Regions from separate parts of the Mus musculus genome. Here regions 1 and 2 are each linked to region 3. A link is a loop called in an ENCODE intact Hi-C map of the cell type or tissue named here. Cell type or tissue: left cerebral cortex. All regions are shown on one strand.

The links. Hi-C counts contacts between places; a loop is a spot of excess contacts. Peaks named below come from ENCODE experiments on the same cell type or tissue, not always from the same donor. Only the 100,000 strongest peaks of a DNase experiment are listed, where the experiment ranks them.
Region 1: it touches region 3 in a loop (2.0-fold over the local background); 3 of 42 quality-filtered maps call a loop at or near these places.
Region 2: a loop joins it to region 3, with 10 times the contacts of the local background. A loop is called at or near these places in 20 of 42 quality-filtered maps.

What each region holds. Positions count from the first base shown.
Region 1 is chr7:119,670,555-119,678,554 of GRCm38, reverse strand. No RefSeq gene overlaps it. Among named protein-coding and RNA genes, the nearest start is that of Acsm4, 15 kb to the left of the region's middle. In left cerebral cortex, CTCF peaks have their summits at 4,721, 4,923 (motif pointing left) and 7,408 (motif pointing right); DNase peaks (open chromatin) are centred at 2,088, 4,925 and 7,443.
Region 2 is chr7:120,120,432-120,128,431 of GRCm38, reverse strand. It overlaps Tmem159 (transmembrane protein 159), which reads right to left. Exons shown (of 5, transcript NM_145586.1): 5 at 7,446-8,000. It also overlaps a transcript of Zp2 not described here. Among named protein-coding and RNA genes, the nearest start is that of Zp2, 21 kb to the left of the region's middle. In left cerebral cortex, a CTCF peak has its summit at 3,496 (motif pointing left); a DNase peak (open chromatin) is centred at 3,485.
Region 3 is chr7:120,200,715-120,208,714 of GRCm38, reverse strand. Crym (crystallin, mu) reads left to right here and starts at 6,726. Exons shown (of 8, transcript NM_016669.2): 1 at 6,726-6,960; 2 at 7,488-7,638. The coding sequence starts at 6,791. Abca14 (ATP-binding cassette, sub-family A (ABC1), member 14) reads right to left here and starts at 4,751. Exons shown (of 31, transcript NM_026458.4): 1 at 4,656-4,751; 2 at 1,277-1,398; 3 at 673-922. The coding sequence starts at 1,336. In left cerebral cortex, a CTCF peak has its summit at 4,726 (motif pointing right); DNase peaks (open chromatin) are centred at 2,449, 4,733, 6,676 and 7,166; H3K4me3 peaks cover 1,242 bases; H3K27ac peaks cover 643 bases.

The DNA of each region.
Region 1 (8,000 bases), 530 kb after region 3:
CCTGATCCTCCTCCCCTCTGCTGGCTTTCTGGCCCCAGATCTCTCTTGATACTGTGCTGGCCATAACCATAGAGACTGTCTTTGTGATGAACTCAGTACTCTCCCATCCATCTGCATTCACATCAGCAGCGTTGGATGTTCTTGACTTCCTCCTGCATCTTGACCTGTTCTTGCAACTCTCCTTTCTCCCATCAGCTTTCTCATATCAGAATGTGTGACAGAGGAAGCATTTAACTTACGGGCTCACAGGGGTCTGGTCCATGGTTTTTGGGCCCATGATGGCAAGTTTGTGAGAGAGAAGGTCTCTAACTCATAACAGATAGAAAACAAAGAAAGAGGAAGGGAGTGGGGTCACTATAACCCCAATCACATAGTCTTCGTGACAACTTACTAAAAGCCTTCCCCAACACTACCATTACCTGTATGTAGATCAAGTGCCTGGTGATGAGCCCATGAAGACATTTCACATTCAAGCTGAGAGTGCCCATTATTTTTGTGCAGGTTTCTCTTGCCTGTCTGACTTTCCCAACTTCTCTTAAATGTTGCTGTTTCCTGGGGCTTCATCTTTACCCTGGTCTTTGGGCATAATATGTTGTCCATGGCTGACCATAGTCATAGTTCAGCAATCTAGTTGCTATTAATACACAGAAGTGTGCCAAGGTCTATCTCTAACTTCCATATCATGACAGTGGTTTAGACCCATGTCTCTACCTGTTTCCTGGTTATCTTCATCCAGAAAGCCAATGAGCATGCTGAAAACTCATCTTGGATTTCTTTAGTCTCTAGTTCTTAGAATGATCACTCAAGAAGATGAGTTTTCCATTAATATTCTATTTTTATATCGTAATTTAACTACATTTTCCCTTTCATTTTTCTCCCTCCAAACCCTCCCGTATACCCCTCCCCACAAGAGATGGATTCTAGCTGCTATTGTTTATTACTGTGTCTCTGAAGTCTACATCATTTTCAAGCACATATGAGATTGAATGAATGAATGAATGAATGGATACATTCTGATTCCCTCACTTTGTGTGTGTGTGTGTGTGTGTGTGTGTGTGTGAATGAAGGTTCTCATTCCTGGCAACCTTGGGTTCCTGTCACCTCTCTATTCTTTAATATGCGTGCCTGTTAGTGTCCTGTGTTGTCTGTATTCTCCTGTCTTTATAGTAAATTTCATCTTCTACATACTCACAGACATTTTCAAGCCTTTTTGACTTCCCTCATTTCTAGCCTCACTCCCTCCTTTTGTGTGTGAGGATAATGCTACAACACTACTCAGAATGCTGCTGTAAGATCCAGAGAGATTATCCAGCCAATTAATGATGTTACAATTTCTTACTTGGTGACAATGATTTCAGACACATTGTTTGGTTATAATTTTTGTAGGAGTTGTAGCAGCTCATTGTGTAGCAGTCTCCTCTGAGGCAACGCATTCCACCCTCATGAGGTCTCAGGAGGCCAACAAAAGTTCGCAGATTGACAAGGTCCCTTAGGGACAGGTGAAGGGAAGACTCTGTGACCTGTGGAGCTGCCTGCACTTCATTCGGAGTGCTCCAGGGCTCCAGCTTCCATGAGTGTCACCCATGAGTGTCACCTACCTTGAGTTGGGCTTTGAGTCATGCAGCTGTCTATGCTCCTGAAGTAACCCCGTAAACCCATCCCTTATCACATTGACTTTTGCTGCCATTTTTGTCTGACAACAGTTCTCTGTCTGGGGTGAGGAATAGTGTCACCTCTTTACGTTACTTTCCATACCGAGTTCTCAGGCCATTTCCCGAAAGTCTTTGGCCATTCCTCAGTTTGACACAAGAAACTTAGGCTCACCTGACATTATCTATGAGCCATAATTTGAACACGTCAGAGAATTTCCTTACATGGAGAACGATGCTTGGAAGGAACTATAACCTGGATAGGCTCACTACCGTTAGAAGCCATAGCTGCTAGCTCCTTTAAATCCAGGACGCAGAACTAGGAAATACATCTGTTTTCAAAAATTTGAATTCATGCATTTACTTTCCAATTAACATTTTTTGGTATTTTTCATGCTTGGTGTATTTCTTTAGCATTCTATGTGAGCCACCCAGCCATCTGTTTTGCCCTTCCCCCCCAGTTTAGCCTTTTCCTCCTTTCGGGACTTATATAACAGGCTATTGGCTTTCCGTTTGTTGTGCAAGTCACTCACCCTTCCCAGCCAGTCTTTGATTCACAGTGGCAGGCTTCGGCTTACCTGCACCGGCCTGAGGATTTTTGAGAAGTTCTCCTTGTTCACCTAGGATGAAAACAATCCCCAGAGAGGACATCCCCTCTGTCTCTCACTTCTCTCCCCTGCTGCAGCCTCTCTGCTCACCCTTCAACCAATATTCTTTTCACACGTGCTCAGAACTTATTTGGAGTTAGTGTTGCTCACTGTCTCTGATGGAGAGGAGATCACAGGCCATGCCAGCCTCTCCTCCACCACTTGAAGCAATTTTGGAAGGTGAGGTGTATGCAGAAACGTCTGTTTCGTCATATTTTTCCAAATTTGCATATACAGTTTCTTATATGCAAGTAACACCTGCCTTATTTCTTTTGGTTTAATTTGGCTGTTTACGAAGTTTATCTTTTCTTTTAATTTTAAAAGAGACTTACATTTTAAAATGTAGTGCGTGTCTGTACACATTGGCCACCGTGTAAATGTGGAGGTGAGGACAGCTTGTGGGCAGTGGATTTCTCTTTCCATTATGTGGGTTCTGGGGACTGAACTCAGGTTTCAGGCTGAGTGTCAACGCCTTTTTACCCACTGAGCCGTCTTCCTTACCCCTGGGTATCTTCTCAAAGAACCAATTCTTTATTTCATTGATCATTTAATTGTTTGAAAGTGTGTTTTCAGTGTGCCTTTCATAAGGATGGAACAGGTTGACACAAGTAAAGACCCAGGCAGGGCCTTTTAGTACAAAGCAGTAAGAAAACTGGCCCCTAGGAAAAGCCTTTTAAGCCAGGACATTTAATTACTCATCCAATGCTTGAAAGAAATAGGACAGGGGAGTTAAAAACAAAACAAAACAGAGACCCAGTGCTTTTAACAGTTTTGGATGTGGACTTTTCTTTTTATTAAGGAATAGAGGGAAGATCTAAGTAAATGAAACATGGGTTAAAATATTGAATATGGAATAGAGAGATGTCTCAGTGGTTAAGATCACTGGCTGCTCTTTCAGAGGACCATGGTTCAATTCCCAGTGCCCACATAGAAGCTATAATTGTCTGTAACTCTAGTTCCAGGGGATCCAACACCATGTTCTGGCATCTACAGGCACCAGCCACGCATGTGGTGCACAGATATGCAGGAACACACCCGTACACATAAAATACATCTTGAAAAGTTCTGAGCCATTTCAGCTGAGGCGTTTTGTTATTTACATACCATCAAGGCAGGACCCTGAAATGGTGTACAGAGCTTCAGGAGGGCTGAGGGCTGTGTCACCTCTCAATGGCACACCACACATTTAAAACTCACTATTCGTTTTGATTGCTTTGGACCTACTATAGAAGCATGGCCAGACCTATGGTCTTTAATGAGTGGTGAGTTTTCCAATGTGAAGTCAAACTTTCATTTTTATTTTCTTGATAAGAAATCCAACAAGCGAGCTGGGCAGTGGTAGCGAACACCTTTAATCCCAGCACTTGGGAGGCAGGGGCAGGCAGATTTCTGAGTTCGAGGCCAGCTTGGTCTACAGAGTGAGTTCCAGGACAGCCAGAGCTATACAGAGAAACCCTGTCTCAAAAAAAAAAAAAAAATCCAACCATCAGTACCTAATCTAATAAGCCGAGTAAGTTGTCTGGAGCAGGTATTTTAATGATATTTTAAAAATCAGTTCTATTGTGGTGAATGTTTTAAAACTTTACTTTGTTGGTTCTTCATTCATAGTATGCAGAATAGAATTAATTTTAATACATTTTATTATTACTGTAACTTCGATGAACGTCTTTATTAGCTCTCACACTCGTTATGTTTTCTAGGAATGTACACGAGTATATCTGGGACTAGAGAGTGTTTTACTTCTCCCATGTGGGACCATAATGGCCCAGGACTGTGGAGGAAGGGTCAAGGAGAGTTTCAACCATCCCCTCTCCCAACATGGTACCGTAAAGTAGGCTGCCCTACCGTCAACCCTGGTAAGAATTTATTACCCTGAAGGTGACCAGGCTTCACTCCTTGTTTGACCGAATAAGGGTCTCCCATTCCCCAGACCCTACACCCCCTGAGTATGTAGATGAAACATCTTCCAACACCCCTGACCTGCTCAAAGGAGCACAGCCACACAAACCTTGCTCCAGAAACCATTGCCACCTCCCCAGGGACATAAATACCCCTCCCCGCCCCGCCATTAAACAGAATTAAGTTCTCTAAAGCTGTTCCCAGGTGTGTGCTCTTTGCCCGCACACTCACCACCAACCAAGATCCTGCTGCGCCCCCCCCCCCCCAAACTTGGCTAAGCTTCTTACCCCCCAGTCCAGTAGTGCTGGCCCGAGCTCCCTCTCCAACTACGATACAATTTCCTTTTTCTGGTGAATTGCTTGTCAGTTTTCATCTCAGGAAGGGCACTTTCTGTCCTCTGTTGTTGAGGATATTTGAGAAAATAAATAGCAGGATCTATGGTCAGAATGTCAGTAACCAAGGAAGGAGTTAGTTACAAACACAATTTTCTAAGTTTGAATACGATGTGGTGCCCTTTAAAATGAGAAGCTAATTCAATGCACCTTCTCTGGCTTGGGGTCTCCACTTTGGGTTGGAAAGTTATAGTTTTCAGAGTATCCATCCATAATGCTTTAAATGGCTGTAGAGAGCCCCTCCCCCGCCCCTAAGTCGCTGCTATTATGCAGCAAAACACAGGAACTTGGAGTGGGCTCCAGCGCCTAAAGCTTCCTACTGCCATCTTGTGGCTACATCTTGAAACTGCAGCTCTAACTGCATTTTGCTCCTACCCTGAGCATCACCAAAGAAACATGAGTTATACCAATTATACGCCATGAGCATGGGAACTTTAGTGTGAGCATATGTTAGGTGGCCTTCACTGCGATGTCAAGATATAGATGAAATCAAAAGAATGGCTCACTTTAAAGATCTTGATCCCTCCCTGGCATGCCAGTTCTCTTTTTGATGAACTGGCCCCGATTTCCTCACCCACACTGAATCAATTGGATTTACAAAAGCCATAGTTGCATGAGGGGAAAGGAATGGCCCATGGCCCACAGTACCATTAGCATGCAGACCCAGCTGGTCTCCAACCTCAGGGAGGAATTCTGTTACAAAACACGGCAACATCTTTGTGGCAAGGTCAGCTTTGGTAAAGTCAAATCACCCCACTAAGCCATTCACCAGGTCACTCATTCATTTCTAGTTATGAGTGGAGACAGAGACAATCTTCCCTGTAGCCTGTGTTCTTGTAAGATACATATGGGAGGATGGTAGAGGGGAGGGAAAGGGAGGACGGAGAGATGAGAAGGAATGAAATGACCCTTTCTTCCAATCACGTGGTATGGCATTGGTAACTCAAAGTTGTCCTGGGGGATGGAAGATGGCTTAGTGAGTAACAGTGATGGCCAAGCTCTGCAAGCATATGTACCTGTACTCTGATCCACAATATCCTCAGCATGTCTGTTATCACAGATCCAAGTAGGTCCTGGGAATCACTGGTCAGCCAATCTAATCAAAACAATGAGCCTTAGGTTCAGTGAAGAGACCCTGTTTTATAAAATGAGGTGGAGAGTAATTGAAGAAGAAAGACAGCATTGTCCTCTGTCCTCTACATGTGTGTGTGCATGGGCACACGCTTGTGCACACACACATACACGCACATGCACTTGCACGCATACATGCACACACTCTGTTCCGTAGAAAAGAACATGAAGTGAATCAGGTCAGAATGAGACAGCAGAGAGTAGAGGGGCCAGATCTCTCAGTCCTTTTAAGGTCTAAGCACTCCAAGGACACCCTAGAAGGGTCTACCTTTCAGAGGTTCACGGTATCAGGTGCCAGGCAGGGGACCAGTCTTTAACATATGGACTTTAGAGGCAGTACCTGTATTTGAACCATAGCATCCTTCAGCATTTGTCGAACAAGTCATAAAGGATTTGCTGAAGGGACAGTGGCCATTTTTAATTTGACATTGTCTCATGGCACCACGTTTTCCTATTTTACTAGGACATTGTTTTGCCTTTTCTTTTGTTTTAAAATGTGTGGATAAACCAGGGAGCAGAATGCAGAATGTGCATGGACGATCATGACTAAGTTGGGAGCTTCAAAGACCTCTTGAGGAAAACTGTCTGGGCCAACCACCCAGGGTCCTTGGAGGTCACAGCATCCCCCTCTTCGATCCAGAACACCTAAGCCCTGTAGTGTTAGAGCAGAGGGATGTAGCATTACATGATTCATGTCATTCAATGAAAACAAGGTTTCCCTCTGTGTTTCTCCTCACCTTCCTGTTTAACACAAGGATTCTTTCTGAATCCCCAACTGTATGATAATCTCTACTTGGCAATTTATCATGAACCCCAGCGCAACTGCTTTCTTAGAAGCGTGCTTTGTGACCTCATTCCTCTGAAGCACACTGACATTTGCTTGATGCCCAAAGCAAATGGGATTCATATCTTATTTTAAACATTTTGCAAAATTGCAAAGAAACTTTATTCAAAAGCAATAGTCCAGATCGAAAGTGTGCTATGGAGCATGACCGTGGGCCACGTGAGTGAGTGTGCACTATGTGTGCTTAAGTATTTGGTGTCTCCTACAGTTGTTATACAGATAGGAACATAAGAGGTAGATATCACACAGTTTGCTGATGTCCTACACTTCAGCTGAATCTACACTTCACTGACGTTTTATCTGGGTTGAGCATCCATCACTGGGATCCTTGTGAATCCACATGTTTGTGTATCAGATTCGTCCATCAGTTCAGCCATTGTGTGCTCTGTTTCCCTCACAGTAAGATGGACTCATTCCTGTGGTGCCTGGGTACCCAATGTTATTCACCAATGGCGAGGACCAGAACCAGTGAAGACATAAGACAAAGCATCCCAGTTGCTAAGGCAACAAGAGCAGGTAGAAACAGCAGGAGGAAAAGAGAGTGCTTATTTTCTGCCAGGTCCCTTTGACTTGATGCTTGCACCTTCTGCGTCACTGACCATCTCATCCCTGACTCGCACCAGATGTGGCCCCGACCACTCTGGATTTGGTTTGACACTGAGACTCTTTCTAACTCCCCACTCTTTACCCGAGCCCAGCTGATATATCATTGTCTCTCTTCGTGTCCCTCCCTAACCGCAACCCTATTCCTATTTCTAGTCCCATTCTGGTCTTCAGCCACAAAACTCTCCCAGTCAAGCCCCAGTTTTGCTTCCTTCTGATGCTTTCGATTATCTTGAGATAGCCCAGGAGAGGGCGCTGCAGAGGAAGCTGGTACTCTAGCTCCTGCTGCAGAGGCTTATCCACTATTTAGCTGTCAATATGAATAAACACTGGATACAACACATGACTGCTTCCCTTTGGTTCAGTTGTCCCACACCAGAGTTTCGCACAATAGAAGTTTTCAGGGGATCTTTGATGGGCACTGAGTTCTCTATACAGATGAGAACTTAGAAAAACATGTTTTCCTGCTAGGGCTCTGGTACTTTTTTTCATATCAATATCTCCTTGGTTGATATACCTAGGGTGACAGAGTTCAAACACGAAAATGCTAACTTTTGGAGCACCAGAAAAAGATGACATTGTGATTATATTAAACAAATGAATCATACCCAATAGTGGAGAAGAGTGTGCAGTAAATGATTATATTTCAGGGAAAATTAGAAATACATACATTGTTCTTATTTAAAAGAAGTCTCAGGGAGTATGCTCGTGTTGGAAGCCCTGTGTGACACTGCCTGTCCCTGCGACTGCTACAAGTTTTATTGTATCTGACATGCCACTGTTTACTATGTTCGCGCTGGTGAAAGGTCGGTGGCCCTGGAATCTGTGAATGATT
Region 2 (8,000 bases), 80 kb after region 3:
CCCAGTGATATGTGTGCTAATCCCTGGGACCTGTGAATGGCAAGAGGGACTTTGCTGCGGCGGTGATAAACTTAAGAAGGTTGAGGAGTACCTGGGTTATTGAAGTAGAACATGAGTAGAACCACACACACCCCTATAAGAGGGGAGGAAGTCTGACTGCGGGAAAAGGGAAGTGAGATCAGAGACTGGAGTGGAGCATTTTAAAGATGGAGGAAGAGGATGCTGGGTCTTGGTTCTAGAGAGGAACATGAAGTCAGTTTGTCTTTCTGAGAAAAAGATTTACTAAGAGAGTTATTAGTCCCAGTCCCACTCAGGCAGTATGATGGGAAAAGTTCAGGCCCATGAACAAATCAGGGGTCTCTCCTTACTGGTTCAGAATGTAGGGAAGGGCCCACGCATGTATTAAATGAGTAGCTCATAGCACCGTCATGTACTCGGGTTTCTCTGAGTGTGGGAGAAAGACCTTTCAGCTGCAAGGTCACCCGCACTGGGCTCTTCCTCTCCTGGGGTCTGGTTACCTGAGAAGCTTTGCAGGAAGTGAGGATCAGAGTTAAAGTTAGTCCCCATAGGATGATTGTGTTTCCTTTAACAGCAGCTGTGATGGGGGTGGGGCAGGGTCTGCTACAGAGAGCCAGAGCCTGAGTAGCCTCTTAATCCAAAACCTGATCTTAGCCAGAGACCAGACTTAGACATTTTAAGGCCCTGAAGAAGGGACCTACCTGATATTTAACCCTTAGGACTCTTGGAGGGTCTTCAATTGTAGCACTAAAAGATCCTCCCTTTGTGAATAAACAGAAGAACACCCAAGAAAGGAGCTCTGGGGCAGAAAGTATAGGGTTTAATCAAAACAGATCTGCTTCCCCCCAACCCCCACCCCGCCAGACTTCCCTGCTAAGAGAACCTTGCCTTTCTCTTGGCACAGAATAGCATCCCTCGGGGTGTGTTTCCTGACTAGCCTAAGATAAAGCCTCCCCCTGCCTGCAGTTTAGAGGTGAATGAAGTCTATAGTTGCATATAATGAGATTTAAGAGGAAAGTAGTAGGGGGGTGTCTCTGTCTTTCCTTCCTATCTTATACAGCATAACACACACACACACACACACACACACACACACTGTGCCCCCTGCTCTTTCTGTCTGCTTTTGAATGTGATTATGGGACATTGTGATTCCTGGAACTGTAGCAGCCCTCTTGTGTCCAAGAGGAAACAAACCTAGGGACACTGGGAATGAAGGGGCAGAAACCTAAGGGACTGAGATCCTTAATGAGTTCCTTGTGTGGCCCGAATCAACCCAAGAAGCACTCATCTCTGGATTTCCCGTTTAGTGGCAGATTAAGGGGTCTTGATTTTAAAAAGAAACATGATACTTATTGCTTGAAGAGCTCCAGGACCTGCAAAGATGAAATTACTCCTTTCACTTTTCTTGTCTTTTTCTTTCAGATGCTAACGAAGTGTGCTTTCCCTGGTGCTGTGGTACCTTTTTCTAAAGCCCCCTCCCTACCAAGTAGCTGATGATCCACCATGTGGTCCACCTCTATTCTGGTTTAACTGAGGTTTTCCTGTCCTCTTCTCTCTGTTCTCCTCCCCCAGGAAGCTGCTGAGATTTATAGCTCGCCCACCTTGCTGTTTGTCTTTAAACTCTAATAAAATTATCCTCTGGATTAAACAAAGAACTTCAGTTTTTACAAGAAAGCCCATGTAACAAATCTTTAAAAACAATACATATAAAACACACAGAAAAATACATATAAAAACATTTAATTAGTATGTTTCTTCTGATTAATAAGCAAATTGTATAGTCAAAAAATAAGAGTAGCTTTCACTTTGGGTGCAGCCCTTTCAAAGCCTTAGAGGACCAGATCTGCCTGTGTCTGTCCTTTGATTGTCACCAATACTTCTGCGGGGAAGAGATTTGATGGGAAGTGTAGCTCACTTGTCCCATCTTAGAGAAAGAAGCTAAAGGAACCTCATAAAGTTACTGATCACACAAGGCCCCTTTCCAAGGCTGTACAAGCTGGAACACTGGAGGGGAGACAGACTCTTTCACAGAGATGACTGTTTGGGCAGTGAGCTCCAGGGATGCAGCTGATGTGACTCTCGCCACCCACACTGAGATGCGCTTTTAAATGATGAAGTTGCCTTTGAGCTGCCCAGGCTCCTGCACACAATCCCTCATCCTTGCTCCTTTAAGTGGCCCCAGTAAATGCACAGATTCACCAAGCATGGCTATTTTAATCATGATTCTTGGTCTGCCATTAGACTACAAGTTAGACAGACAATAGGGGGGCCACAGATAAATAATAAAGATAGCAAACTTCTGGCTTCTTCCTTACCATCCTGACCTGTGAAAAGGACCTAGCAGCTTGAGACAAAGACCTAGAGGGCTTCCTTTCTGGCCAGTAATCCCCCAACACACACACACACACACACACACACACACACACACACACTCACAGGCATACACGCACGCACGCGCACGCCCGTGCCCCTCTCCTGAAGCCTGAGGGGCTGGGGGCTTTAAGGGTCTTTGGTTAGCTGGAATGGGGATGGGGTATTCTCCTTTCCTTAATTTAGAGTTGGTCAGTTTAAACAAAGGGATGCTGACAGACCCACAACTTTGTTTAACCAGACCTTGAACTTATCAGACTGGTCTGCTGTGTGTGTGTGTGTGTGTGTGTGTGTGTGTGTGTGTGCGCTCTCGAGCTCAAATTTCCTTACCTTTAATAAAATTCTTTCTTCACCAGCTGAGTCTCAGATTTCCTTTGCTGCTTCCCGTTGTTCTCAAGTTTTTTTTTTTTTTTTTTTTTTTTTTTTTTTTTTTTTTTTTTGCCTTTTAATTCTTTAATTGGCAGAGAAAACGAACCCAATCCAAACCCCTAGAAGTAACAGTTATGTCATATCTGAGAGTAGACATTTTCTCATGTTTCTCCAGATAAAGTCACACCACACTCTTATAGAAGAAGCCATATTAGTATAAAACCTACACATACCTCATTACTTAGAATAGTGATTTTAAGACCTAATAACTGTGAGTGCTATGTAAAGGCTTGTTGTATCAACTAGGAAATAACAATAAAAAGCCTGTGAATGTCCAGCACAGACACACTTTTCTTTCAGATACTCTTCATCCATGCTTGGTTGAATCCAAGGACACAGAACCCACAGAAACCAAGGACCAACTATGAAAAGAAGCTTGGTTCAGACCAGATAGTACTGCAGTGTCTTAGCTCCTGAACTCAGGAGCCAGGAAACATGACACAAAGTCAGTGCTATAGACTGGAGACTTGCAGCATGGCCCTGGGTCAACTGTTGTCCTCCCTGGGTCTCAGGCTTGCTGATGACATCAGGGATGGTGGAGAAGATGCTTTCCACCTGGCTTCTCGGGGAGTAGACAGTGCCAAAGCTCACACTGTGCCTGCCACAGTCAAAGCAGGGCCAGTCACTCAGTCGCTCTGCTTTCACAGCTGGTCTGTAATCTGGTGGCTGGCTTCAGTTGGCTGTGATGTTGGCTCCCTCTACTGGCTTAAAAACAAACTTCGGGTGAGTGGGGGAGGATGGCACTTTCTCTCTCTCTCTCTCTCTCTCTCTCTCTCTCTCTCTCTCTCTCCATCTCCAGGTGGAAGCTACAGCACCCATGGTTTCAATGGAAGCCACAAAGAGATGGTTTTTGACACACTGCTATTATGGGCACTACTCCATGGGAAACTAAACATTTACAATATGAAACCAGTGACCCCTGGAGCCATTCTACGTAACAACAAAGGTCATGGACACTCTGCTGCCTGGGAACTTCACATGCCTGGGAACACATACCTACCCCAAAAGACCTCAAAGGCAGGTAGAGGAACTCATACTGGTTCCGGGGGTGAGTTTTTCAAGCAGGCAACCTGTGTTTGAGTCCCACATCCCAAACTGCTCTTAGGCAGCCAAAGATCTCAACCTTTACACTTCCTCCCCTTTAAAGTGGACAGGAGTTTGCACTGACTGGAAGCATGCAGACTGGAGACAGCACTCAGCACACAGCAAGTGCTCAAAGCTAAACAAAACAAACTTTTCTGGACAGAAAGGTAAAATTATTTACTGTGTAAAGCTAAAGTTCTCTTGCGTGGGCCCTGGTCGCCTTTCCAGTGAGCTATTCTTCAGATTGTGTATAAAAGGCCAGCAGCTTCTATGGCATGAGGCTAAGTTAACCTAGTCTTGATTTAGATGCCGTGCTTCCTGGATGAATTCAGAGAGTCACTTAATCGCCAAACCTTGGCTTCCTTTCTGTGAACTAAATGCTGATGCTTAAGAACAATAAGCAGGCCGAGGAAAACAATTGGTCTGCTCATGAACAGGAGGGTCTAGTGCTTCTAAGTGCTGTGGAAAAGCATTTGAACTTGGCTGAGTCTGGAGCAAGAGTGTTTACATAATCAGAAATGTGTTTTGAAAAGCTCTTGCCTAGTAGCTGAGAAGCCTCCCCGGACGGGTTGCGCAAAGCACTGTAAATATGCCCAAATCTTGTGTCCCAGCTGAGACCCTGCTCTAAGCCAGCAATCTACTTGGAACATCTTCTTGGTGTCAGATGACATAGCTGGACTAATAGGGGCAATCTGGGATGTAGGCTTTTCCACATAGTCCCCATCTCAGGAAATAGTATCACTAGCTACCACCACCCACTGGTTAGAGCTAAATATCTAGATGTCAACTTTGTGTTCCCCTTTTCTTTTCCACCTACACCAACCAACCAACCAACACCTCTAGATGTCCACACAAGAAAGATCTTCATCCCCTTCCGCCAAGTGTAAGCCAAACCCACAGCCATCCCGTGTCCCCAGCCTTTGCAGATTCTTAAGTGGCCTTCCTGTCCCCAGACCTTTGGCTGTGAGTCACAACAATCCTAAATCTGATCTGGGCGTAGATTACAATATAATCCAAATATAATCTATACTATACAGAGGCTGGAGCAGAAGGAGCTAGAATTTGAAGTCATATTTGACTATATAGAAGTCATTATAGAAGTTCCCTATCAGGAAGAAGGGAGAGAGGGAGGAACTGGGGGGAGGGAGGGAAGAATGAGGAAGCAAGTGAGTGAGTGAGGGAGGCAGAGGGAGAAGGAGAGAAGGAAAACAGGGAGGAGAAAAGGGGCAGAGGGGAGACAGGTAAACAGAAAAAAAAAAAAAGTAATGAACACCTGGATGTCTGACCACAGCATTTTTCCATATAGGAGCCTGCAGTGCCTCCCTCTCAGTGCTGTGGTGTGGATCTCTGTTCCTTTTCCACTCTCATTCTTTCCATGCCCAGCCACACTAAGTTCTTTCCTGCCTTCAAGACTTAGGGCCACTGTGCCCCAGGAACACCTCCCACCATAGCCAGAGCCACACCTACAGCCTGTCATTCTTTTAGTCACAGAGCTATACCTACCTAATCTCTGTAGTTGCAGTGGCCTCATCTTTATCAGCCCTTCACCTCTATTCTGTGCACTCATCACAGTCTCTTACAGATGCTAGGGGAAGCCGTGACCCATCTCTGGTTCCCTTGCCTTCTCCTTAGTGTGGGGCATTCCCAAGACTTACTTCTAGAGAATAGGAACCATGACAAGATATATGTGATTGTGTATACACATGGCAAGAAATGTAATTCATGTAATTGCTAAGTCTCTTCTCCTTGGTGTTTTGAAAACAAGAGACTGTCACTTTGTGAGCTGTCACAGGAGACAGACATGTAGCAAGGAACTGTGGCCCTCAGTCTGTAGCCCTCAAGGAATTAGATGTGACCCGTGGCCATGTATACTTGGATGTAGCTCCTTCCCTAGACATGCCTCAGAGAAGAATCCAGGGCAACTCTGCTAAAATTGCTATGTTCTTTTATGCCAATAGTTGTTGCAGGTTATTAATCAGTAATAAATAAACAAAGTACAAATACAAGTGATAATTGACCCCAATCTTGGGAGCAAAGCCAGGGACCTCCATGCTCTCCAAAACTGAAGCCTAAGAACCCAGTTGGGCTGGTCAGCAGTATACACAGGTCAGACCCTCACATGAAGTAAAGAGATGTTCAATAAACAATAACTGTTACTAATAGTAACTAATACCCTATGGTGTTGATAGCATGGAAGAATTCTTGGTCTCTAACGGATAGATCTCCCTTTAGGGTCAAGTGCTTCCGGAAAGCATAGGATGCAGAAACGTTGAGGGCTTTACATCATGCTAGGGCCAATGGCGTCAGTTGTTTCTCCCCAGCAAACTTCCTTTTCTTCTGATATTCCTTTGAGAAGCTCCTTTTTGTCACTTGGACCCACCCAACTGTGGGACCAAAGCAGCTGATCTGTCCCCTCTCCCCACTCCTGGCTCTTACATATCCATAGGGCACATGAGCAGATGGAATACTGGCTACCGCGATTGGTCCAAGGTTGGTCACATGGCCCTGATCTGTCCAATCAGAGCCAAGCCTAGAATTTGCATGTACTACAGGTATAGAAAGTACTTAGTACTTTCTAATCAAGTACTGAGTACAACGAAAAGCTACAGAGACCTCTGTGTGGGACAATCCTTCTGAAAAAGCAGCTCACAGTAAGGAAAGTGGGGTAAAATCGCATGAGCTCCAGATCCTCACAATGCACAAAGATCTTGCAGACAGCCTGGACTACATACAAGGCCCTGTCTCAAGACAATAAAACAAAGATCTCCCCACTGTTGACTCAACGAACCGATGACCTCTCCACGTCACACCAATCTTTTTATAAACAGCTTTGAGTTGGGTGTGGTCCCTAGCAACTAAAAAAGGTTTAAATGTGAGATGTCCCCCAAGTCTCATGTGCTCAGCAACTGGTACCTACACGGGGCCACCTCTGAGGTGGTCAGCTAGGCTCAGGCTCCAGTCTTCTAAATGCTTCGTGACCACCCGAGCAATGACTTGCTACCATACCATCCCTACCACAATGGGGTGCAGCCCCGTGAACTGTAAGCCAGATGAACCTTTCTTCGCTGAAGTTGCTACTTTTGGGTATTTGATCACAGCAAAGAGGAAAAGTAATTACTGCCCCATAATACTCAGGATCCACTGTGAAATCAACACAGAAATTGTTATGGTTTTTATGTGTTTCCCGGAGTCCATGTGGAAACAGACCATAGTGCTAGTGGGACAGAGGGAAAGCTTAGAGAATGGGGCTTAAGAGGAAGAAGTTAGGTCATTGGGGACTGCCCTTATGGGGCTATTTAGACCCCAGCCTCCTCTCTCTGATCCCTGGCTGCCACTATGAGGTGAACAGCCATGATGTGCTGCTATGCCATCAAAGGCCCAAACCAACAGGGCAAAGGGACTCTGCACTAGAACCTCCAAAACCATGAGCCCTACTTTTTCCTTTGTAAAGATGATTGTCTCTGGTCTTTTGTCACAATAGCAGACATCTGACTAATGCCTATCTTGACATATGGGAATAGGTAGAAGAAAAAGAAAACAGCAAGAAGCAAATAAATATTTAATAAAATACCACAGTAAATGAAGTGGAAATCATCGCACAGGCTCTGGTTTGCTTTGTAGTCTTTCTTCAGTATGTGTTCGGTTTTATTGGTTTGTTAAGAAATGGCTTGGCAGAAACAAGCTCTTTAAACAATATTAACATATCAAGTGCAAATATGTCAAAGATCAAGGCATGCAATAGACTAGGCCTTGAGATGTTTCCTAAAGGACTCCTGGCTGCAGGGTTAAGACAGATTTTCAGGTTTTAAAAGGCCACCATTTCCAAATGCTGATGCTCTTCTGATAAAAAAACAAAACAAAACAGTAAGAACTGGCTCCTTTGGATTATTTTTTTAACCTCTTATTTCAAATGACTGGAGAAAACCCGTCCTCTTCATCCCTGCCCTGCCCCCAGACTGCAACTAAACTTCAAATACAATCTATCTTAGCCGCAGATGGGCTCTGGGACTCAACCTCAAGGCTCTAAAGGCCAAGCTTCCAAGTTCTAGCAGCCCACCACTCTGCTAAGGTCAAGGCTGCATACTGGGGAGCCGTGAGGG
Region 3 (8,000 bases):
GGGCACTCTTTGACCCAAATCCCCAGTGCACAGTTCTGATAGCAAGACCATTCTCACAGGAGGCTATAACAAAGTCCATGCGGGTGTGGGAAACTTCTGGTTCTGAAGGCAAGTCTGCCACCTGGGCATTGTTCCCTCATGGTGGCTCTCCCAAGTGGACTCACAAGCTCCTAATTAGATGACACTTCTATCTACAGGTGGCTGCTGTACTTGGATATGTTGTGAATAAAATCTGTGCACCAAGAAAAAGTTCCTGTTTTATCCTAATACTTGACATGAAATCAGGTTCTGTCACTTGCCTGGTGACAGCATTGTTGAAAGGAAAGAATCAACATCTGCAAAATGTCCTCTGGCCCCCACATATGTCACAAATACACACACATGCACATACACAGGTACACATGCACATGAGTGTACACACATGCATGCATATGCATGCACACACACAAATAAAAGTTTATTCATAACAATCATAAAAAGGATAGTTTTATATGACTGGAAATTAATTCAGTCATCATTTTAAATATTAGATTTCAATTGTGATTATGTCATGCAGACATTTGAGCAAAATCCATTGTGTTCTATTTGGGAGACGAGTGCATGAATTACGAAGGTTACTAAATCATACTAAACCATTTCCAGAGAAATATTTCAAGTATTTTCATTTCTAACCTTTAAAGTTGAAATTTAAATCCTTTTTCACCATCTCAGTAATATTTCTTGCTGCATTACTCTCAGAAGGCACATAAGCCAATTCATAGTCAAAGTTTTCATTAAGGAATTTAGGCAATGTCAAGAGAATAGGATTGAAAATCACATCACTTATAGATGTCTTCTTTGAAATTCTGCGTACAGTCAAAGTCCATACAAACAACAGAAATATCAAGATGATCTCCACCACTAAGCCAACCACATTCCGGCTCTGCAACAAAACACGGGGGCGGGGGGGGGCACGTTAGTGAACACATGAGCACATGCATGTGCGTGCTCCTGTGTGGAGCCATGGGTTAATTAACACAACAGAGACCTATATTATTCTCCTTTGTTCTACAATGAGAATGCCCTCCTCCCCGACTGTCTTCCTTATACTGCCTATGTTTCACTCTCCTACACCGATTCTGTTGACTCTCAGGCTGTTCTTCAGACTAAGCAGGGCTACCCCAGCCTTGGAACAAAAGAGAGAAAATCAACTATAATCCATGTAGTTAGTGAGCTGTTAGTTCTTCCTCTGGCTACACAGACTTCCCATCGAGCTCCCACAGACATCACCACTCACCTTTAGAAGGAAGTTTTTCCACAGGAGGACTGAAAACTGCTTCATCTGTAGTGAATCCATCTTACCAGGAAGGATGGAAGGTTGATGCTTAAGAAATGAAGATGTAACACACTTAAGGTCACCTGCCAAAATATTAAGTGTCATCAATAAAAAAGATTATTGCTTCATTTTTCCACACCTCTACTTTATAAATGGAAAGGTAACTAAAAAAAATAAATATTCTGAATTAGGTACCTGACTGCTCCTTTATACCTTCATATCAATTTATTAAAACCTTAGAGAATAGAGACGTAAGAGTGAGCAGACTACAGGTCCGTTTTCACAACAAAGATATGAAATATAAATGGAGAGTGTTAGTACTTGGGAAGCGTCTACGTGTCTCACAAACTACAGGGTTAGACACCTGTTTGATGTCTGCTCACACCGTGTTCTGTACTTTAAGCCTGTTCACAACACACCCCTTTCATCATAGTCATCGATAGTATGACATAAAAACTATGAGCCTGGGATATGAGCTCAGATCTCAATTCTTCAACATGCTGCATGCATATAATTCAGAGCAAACTAGTTAACCCACAGCTACTTATCATCTCTAAGTCAGGCAATGCTAGTCCTTACCTTACAGGGTTTCCCCTATTGGGGTCAGCTGCTACTATGCAGAGGACACTAAGGACATCACATTTTAGTCATTGTGATAAAATCCTATATAGCATCAAAATCACCAGCATGTTATTTTTTTTTTCAGGACTATCAATCACATTGAACAATTATGGGCCAATGGTTTTGACCATAAGAAACAAAAGAGAACCCTGTATTCACAGACCGAAAGACCAACCACCTTCCCAGCAGAAGCGCCCCAAAGTTGGTCTTCAGCTCAAAACCCAGCGGCCTTGAACAGGATGGTCCTAGGAATGCTGGATGGAGAAACTGTGGGGAAGGAATCAAGTTGGCAGGCCCACGATTCCTGATATCAACACTTTCTGTTTGTCAATCAGCATCAGCATAGATCAAAACTGAGAAAAGCACAGGCAGAGTCTGGAAACGCTCCATGCACCAGGGTTGACAGACATCACACTAGCTCACTCACCGGGGGAAGAACACGACTGTCACCAACTGTGCTCAACTAACTATCTCAGTGCAGAGGTGCGAAACTGGGTTTGAACCTCGTGTTGTGTGCCGTTCAGTGGCAAAATGGTCAGCGACAGGAGCCGGGGTTGGGGGAGTGGTGGCCTAAACAACAGACTCAGAATAAACAGAAGTCATGAGTCATCTCTTAACTATGCATGAGAGTTGAAGGAAGGAAGCGTTGCCAAATCAGATCCTGAACATAGAGAGCAGCCCTTACAATGCAACAAAAGACACACCAAATAAATAAGGGGCTAAATACAGTCCTAGTAAACAAATAAAAACGAGTCCTAAACAGACATTTCCACAAAGAAACAGATAGCCAAAGGCCTCATTAAAAGTTCCCCACTTTAGCACCCAGAACAAATGAGAACTAAATGTTCACTGGGCTTCAACTTCCCGTGCTATACACTAACATTCTATATCAAGGACAAAATAGAAAATAGCATGTGCCGAGAGAGGAGAAAACTGGAACCTTTGCCCACTGGTGGCACATGGGGCAGAGCGTATTGGGAAGTAGACTGGCAGCTTACTTCTCACAAAGCCAAATGTCCAATGTCTGTATAATCCTTCAGTTTCACTTCTAGAAAATAGAAATATGTCCATCCCTGTCTCCCCTCCCCCACCCCAAAGTATAGGGCCAGTGAGATGGTTTAGCAGGTAAGGATGCTTCCTTAAGGTGGATGAGCTGAGTCTGATTGCTGGACTCACGTGGTGGTGGGAGAGGAGTGACTCCCACATGCTGCCTCTGACCTCCACACACGTGCACACACATTAAATAAACAAATGTAAAATAAAACATATAAAAAATGTTCGCAAAGTCATCGTAACCCCAAGGTCCATTCAACTGATTAACAATATGGGACAAGGCAATTCCCCACCACGGAGTCTCGTTTGCCCATATAAGGAATGATGTAGGTAGGGTACCTGCTACAACAGGCAGGGACCTTGAAAGCAGTATGCTAAGCAAAGCGTATATGATTCCACTCATATGAATTGTCCAGACTTCACTAATCCAGGCACACAAAAAGAGCAGCAGTTGCCAGGGGCTGTAGGGAGTAGGCAGTGGAGAGCGACTGCTTAATAAGTGCAGGGTTTATTTGGGGAGTGATGAAATGTTCTGGAACTAGTACAGACATTGAGTGTGGTAAGGGACACTCAAAAATATGGTTAATCTTATGTTGTGTGGAACTGTAATGTTTTAAGCCTGTGAGATTAATAAAGAATTACTTTCTCATTGAAGAGGAGACACAGAAGTCAAGTGATTTGCCTCAAGTCAGGTTAAGACCAGAGTTGATCCTGGGTCCCCGAATTCCTCCTTCTAGCCCCTCAACTGTAAACAGTGTCCATATCAAAATAGAGTCGTGCTAGATGGGATGGCACATGCTGTTAATCCCAGAACTACGGAGGCTGGGGACAGAGGACTGCCATGCATTTGAGGGTAACTTGGACTATATAATGAGCCCAAGGTCAGCCAGGTCTTAAAAATAATAAAGGGGCAGGGAGGGGAGGGAAGAGAAGAGAAGGGGTCATAATCAAACTAGCCAAGCCATAAGTTGGGAAGTTAAGAGGGTAACACAGGCACACAATGTCTATCATAAAACTACCCCCAGGAAAGCCTAAGGGCCCTTTTCTTCTGTTTGCTTTCTGAGGCAGGGTCTTGTAGCCTGTTTGCCCTCAAGCTCCTGCCTCAGCCTCCACAATGCATGGGTCACTTACATATGCTCCGCACACTGCCTCTTGCTACGGAAGTCAACTCCTGCAACAAATCCCTGTCAGCCCCAAGCTCAATTTCAAAACCCAGGGCGGTATACTTCCGCCCTTAGAAGTGTCCCACCTCAACCGTCTTTGAGACTGATGTGCCTTGTATCCACAGCATGCACAGCCCAGATGTCCAGATGTTAACTCTTTAGACTAGCAGTTCTCAAAGACCCTTTCCCAGAGGTCACCTAAGACCACTGGGAAACACGTATGTTTACATTATGATTCATAACAGTAGCAAAACTATAGTTGTGAAGTAGCAACAATTTTATGGTTGGGGGTCGTCACAACATGAGGAACTGTATTAAAGGGTCGCAGCATTAGGAAGGTTGAGAACCACTGCTTTAGACAGCCAGTCCTCTCTTTTAGGCTGGCAACACACATACACAATGAAATTCGTTCCTAAGTCCCTGTGGGTGGATGTGGAGGACCCACATCGGACTCCTGGGGCGTCTAAGGGCAGCTGCAGAGCAGGTCCATCCCTGACACACACCTCTCGGACTACACAACAGCCACGGCCACCATCACAGCCACGAGGGGACGCTCGTCGCCCGGGCACCGCTCCTCTCAACGCTCTAGCCAACCGCCTGGCGGCGCAGATCCGATCCGGGTGCGCGATGGGAACCAGGCGCGCGCTGGAAGGAGCCGCCTGAGTGTAGCCCCTGTGCACTCTGGAGCCTTTTCCACTCTACTGAGTTTGGCTCACTCCTTTAGAAACAGAGATTCTCGTAGTAAAGCCAGCAAGACGGTTGAAGCGATAGCAGAACTCAGAGGTCCAGATAAAAACTTTCGTACATTTCCAATCTTTTTGTGTACGTATGTGCTTAGAAGCTGTCTTAGAGTCCGTCCATCCACAGCAAAAGAGAAGCTCCGCTATTCTAACTTCTATTTAATTTTTGATATTGTTCACTGTTGTTCTCCTTTGGTTAATTTTTATCTTTTTATTTTTTATCTTTTAATTTTTGCTGTTTTAATATTTCTCTTGAGCATTGGCTTACCTACTCTGTGTGTCCAGTAAGCCTTGCTGACTCGATATTGCTGCAGCCTGGGGACTGGACTGTTTTGCTGCACTCTCACCTTTAGTGTGTTGGTATCAGTCTAGGGAGCAGCAAGTGACATGACCCACTTCTTTCTAGATCTGTAGGGGGCAGCAGAAAATTTCCCCAGGCAGAGATACTGCTTCAGGGAAGGCGGGGAAGAGACGCAGCAGCTTCCCCTACATTACTACTGAGTTTATTAATAGTAGTCTTTCTCGAAAGTCATTACTACACTTAATAATAGTTGTATTGTTTTAATAGTAATAAAAATTAAAGCTGGCTCTGGTGGTGTACACCTGTTGTCCTAGCATTTGGGAAGTCAAGGCCAAGCCTTGACTACATAGGAATTTTGAAGCCGGGGGTGGCCTAGGTGAGACCCTGTCTCAACAAAACAAAACAAAACAAAACAAAACAAAACAAAACGGGCAGCCGAGATGACTCTGCTGTTGGAGCTCTTCTAGAGGACCCTAGTTCACTTCATAGTATCCATGTAGGGTGGCTTACACCTGTAACCTCCAGTTCCAGGAGATCTGATGCCCTCTTCTGGCTTCCTTGGAAATGTGCACACATGACACACACATACACACACACACACACACACACACACACACACACACACACACACATGCCCCAAATGAAACCTAACTGCTGCGGACTCCCAGGATGACCTTGGACAAACCCTGGAGCTAACAAGAGCATCTGCATACCTCGGTGACTGTTGATGTAGTCAAACGAGATAGGCTGTTCCTGCTATGAGTATTTGCAGCCCTAGTTTTCTTTGCTCCTTCCTGACACCTTACCACTCTGGGGCAGAATAGTCTATTTTCTTTGAGTTCCCGGAAGCACTTTCTCCAATTACTGGTCAAGGTTAGGCGTCACTACTCCATCAATAGTAGAACATTAGGCATCACTGCCTAGAGTCCTGCTTTTAAATACAATATGAACTCCTTGGGGAAAACAAATACACAGACTGCATTTTGGCTCTTTACATGATGGAAGCCATTACCCTTGTCTGAGACTTCAAGGTGAAGGTTGTTTTGTTTAACCTGGGTCAACTTTACGTTTAACGCAACAGTTAAGGACTAGGGGTGGTGTGGGAAGGAGATTGGGAATAGAAGAAACTCCAGAAATAGACAAAATTAAAACTATAACAAAACCCTCCAAGCCCCTTCTCATCTGCCTTTCTCACAATACTACCCCCAGGGGATCTGGTGTGGAAGAGCAAGGTGGAACCAGAAAGTCCTCTACACACACACACACACACACACACACACACACACACACACACACACAAACACACACACACACAGCGTGCCCAGGAATGTCAGTTGGCTAATTACAGGAATGGGAACAGCTGACTCAAGAATCATCACTCCCAGCCTGCCGCCTTGATTCCAATCTTAGGGAGAAAGCCCTGGAATCCAAGGAGTTGGGGTGGGCGGCAGGGGCGCGGCCCGAGGGGCGGCAGGGGCGGCGATGCTCCGCCCCAGGAGGCCCGCCCAACACTGCTACTCAGGCAGTCCGCTCATTTAGGGCTCAGCTCCTGGAACGTGGAGTGTGTTTCAGCCCGGGTTCGAAGGCAGGCGGCGAGATGAAGCGGGCGCCAGCGTTCCTGAGCGCAGAGGAGGTGCAGGATCACCTTCGCAGCTCCAGCCTTCTCATCCCACCCCTGGAGGCCGCACTGGCCAACTTCTCCAAAGGTCCCGACGGAGGGGTCATGCAGCCAGTGCGCACCGTGGTGCCTGTAGCCAAGCACCGAGGGTGAGTGTAAGGGACCAGAAGGGGATGGGAGAAAGGGGAAAGAAAGGCGCGAAGGGACGCTGAGGAAAGCGATAGGAGAAGGGAGGAGAGGGCTTGTTGATCTCTGCTAATAACAGCTGCTACTTAAGGGGCACTAACCCACCGGGCTTCTACCAAGAAAGCGCTTTTCAGGTGCCACCTGCTGTAATTCAACTCCCTGTCCTTGGAAAGGGAGGTACCAGGGCTGTTGCTCTGCTAGTTGAAAACTGAGAGGTAGAGCGATTTGCGGAAGCTTACAGAGCCAAGAAGTGGCTGAGCTGTGTGATGGCTTTCTGGTCCAGAGCCAGACCGTGAGTCCAGCCTCAGGGAAGGGCAGAAGGGCAGAGGAATGAGCGCAAACGGAATGGCGTGCCAGCACAGCATTAATGGAGGAGGGAAGATGAACGGGACTTCATTGAACACTCAGCATTGACTGGAAGGAGTTGAAATTGCGCTCTCTCTCTCTCTCTCTCTCTCTCTCTCTCTCTCTCTCTCTCTCTCTCTCTCAGCTTCCTGGGAGTCATGCCTGCCTACAGTGCTGCTGAGGATGCGCTCACCACCAAGTTAGTCACCTTCTATGAGGGCCACAGCAACACAGCGGTCCCCTCCCATCAGGCATCGGTGCTTCTCTTTGATCCCAGCAATGGCTCCCTGCTGGCGGTGAGCAGTCTCTTCTCCTCTGGGGCAGAGAGGGTAGAGGAAGCCTCCCCTGGAATAGAGAGTGTTCCTTGGGCCCAGAATTAAGCCTAGACGCTAGTGAGAAGTAATATGATTGCAAGCGACCAGACAGGAGACATCAATGGTGATCCGTGACAGCACCTGTTTCTAGGGCCGCTTGTGCCTATAGCGGTGGCGAGTGTGTGGCTGTAGAAGTAACGATCCTGTTGTTCATGCTTATGGTCTTGTAACACGCTCAGATACACCAAGTGCGCAGCTTGAACTAAAGCAGTAGCTGAAGGGACTTTTATTCATTGAAGCCCTCCCTGTATGGAGGAAAAGACACAGTAACCTGTGGGTGTCTT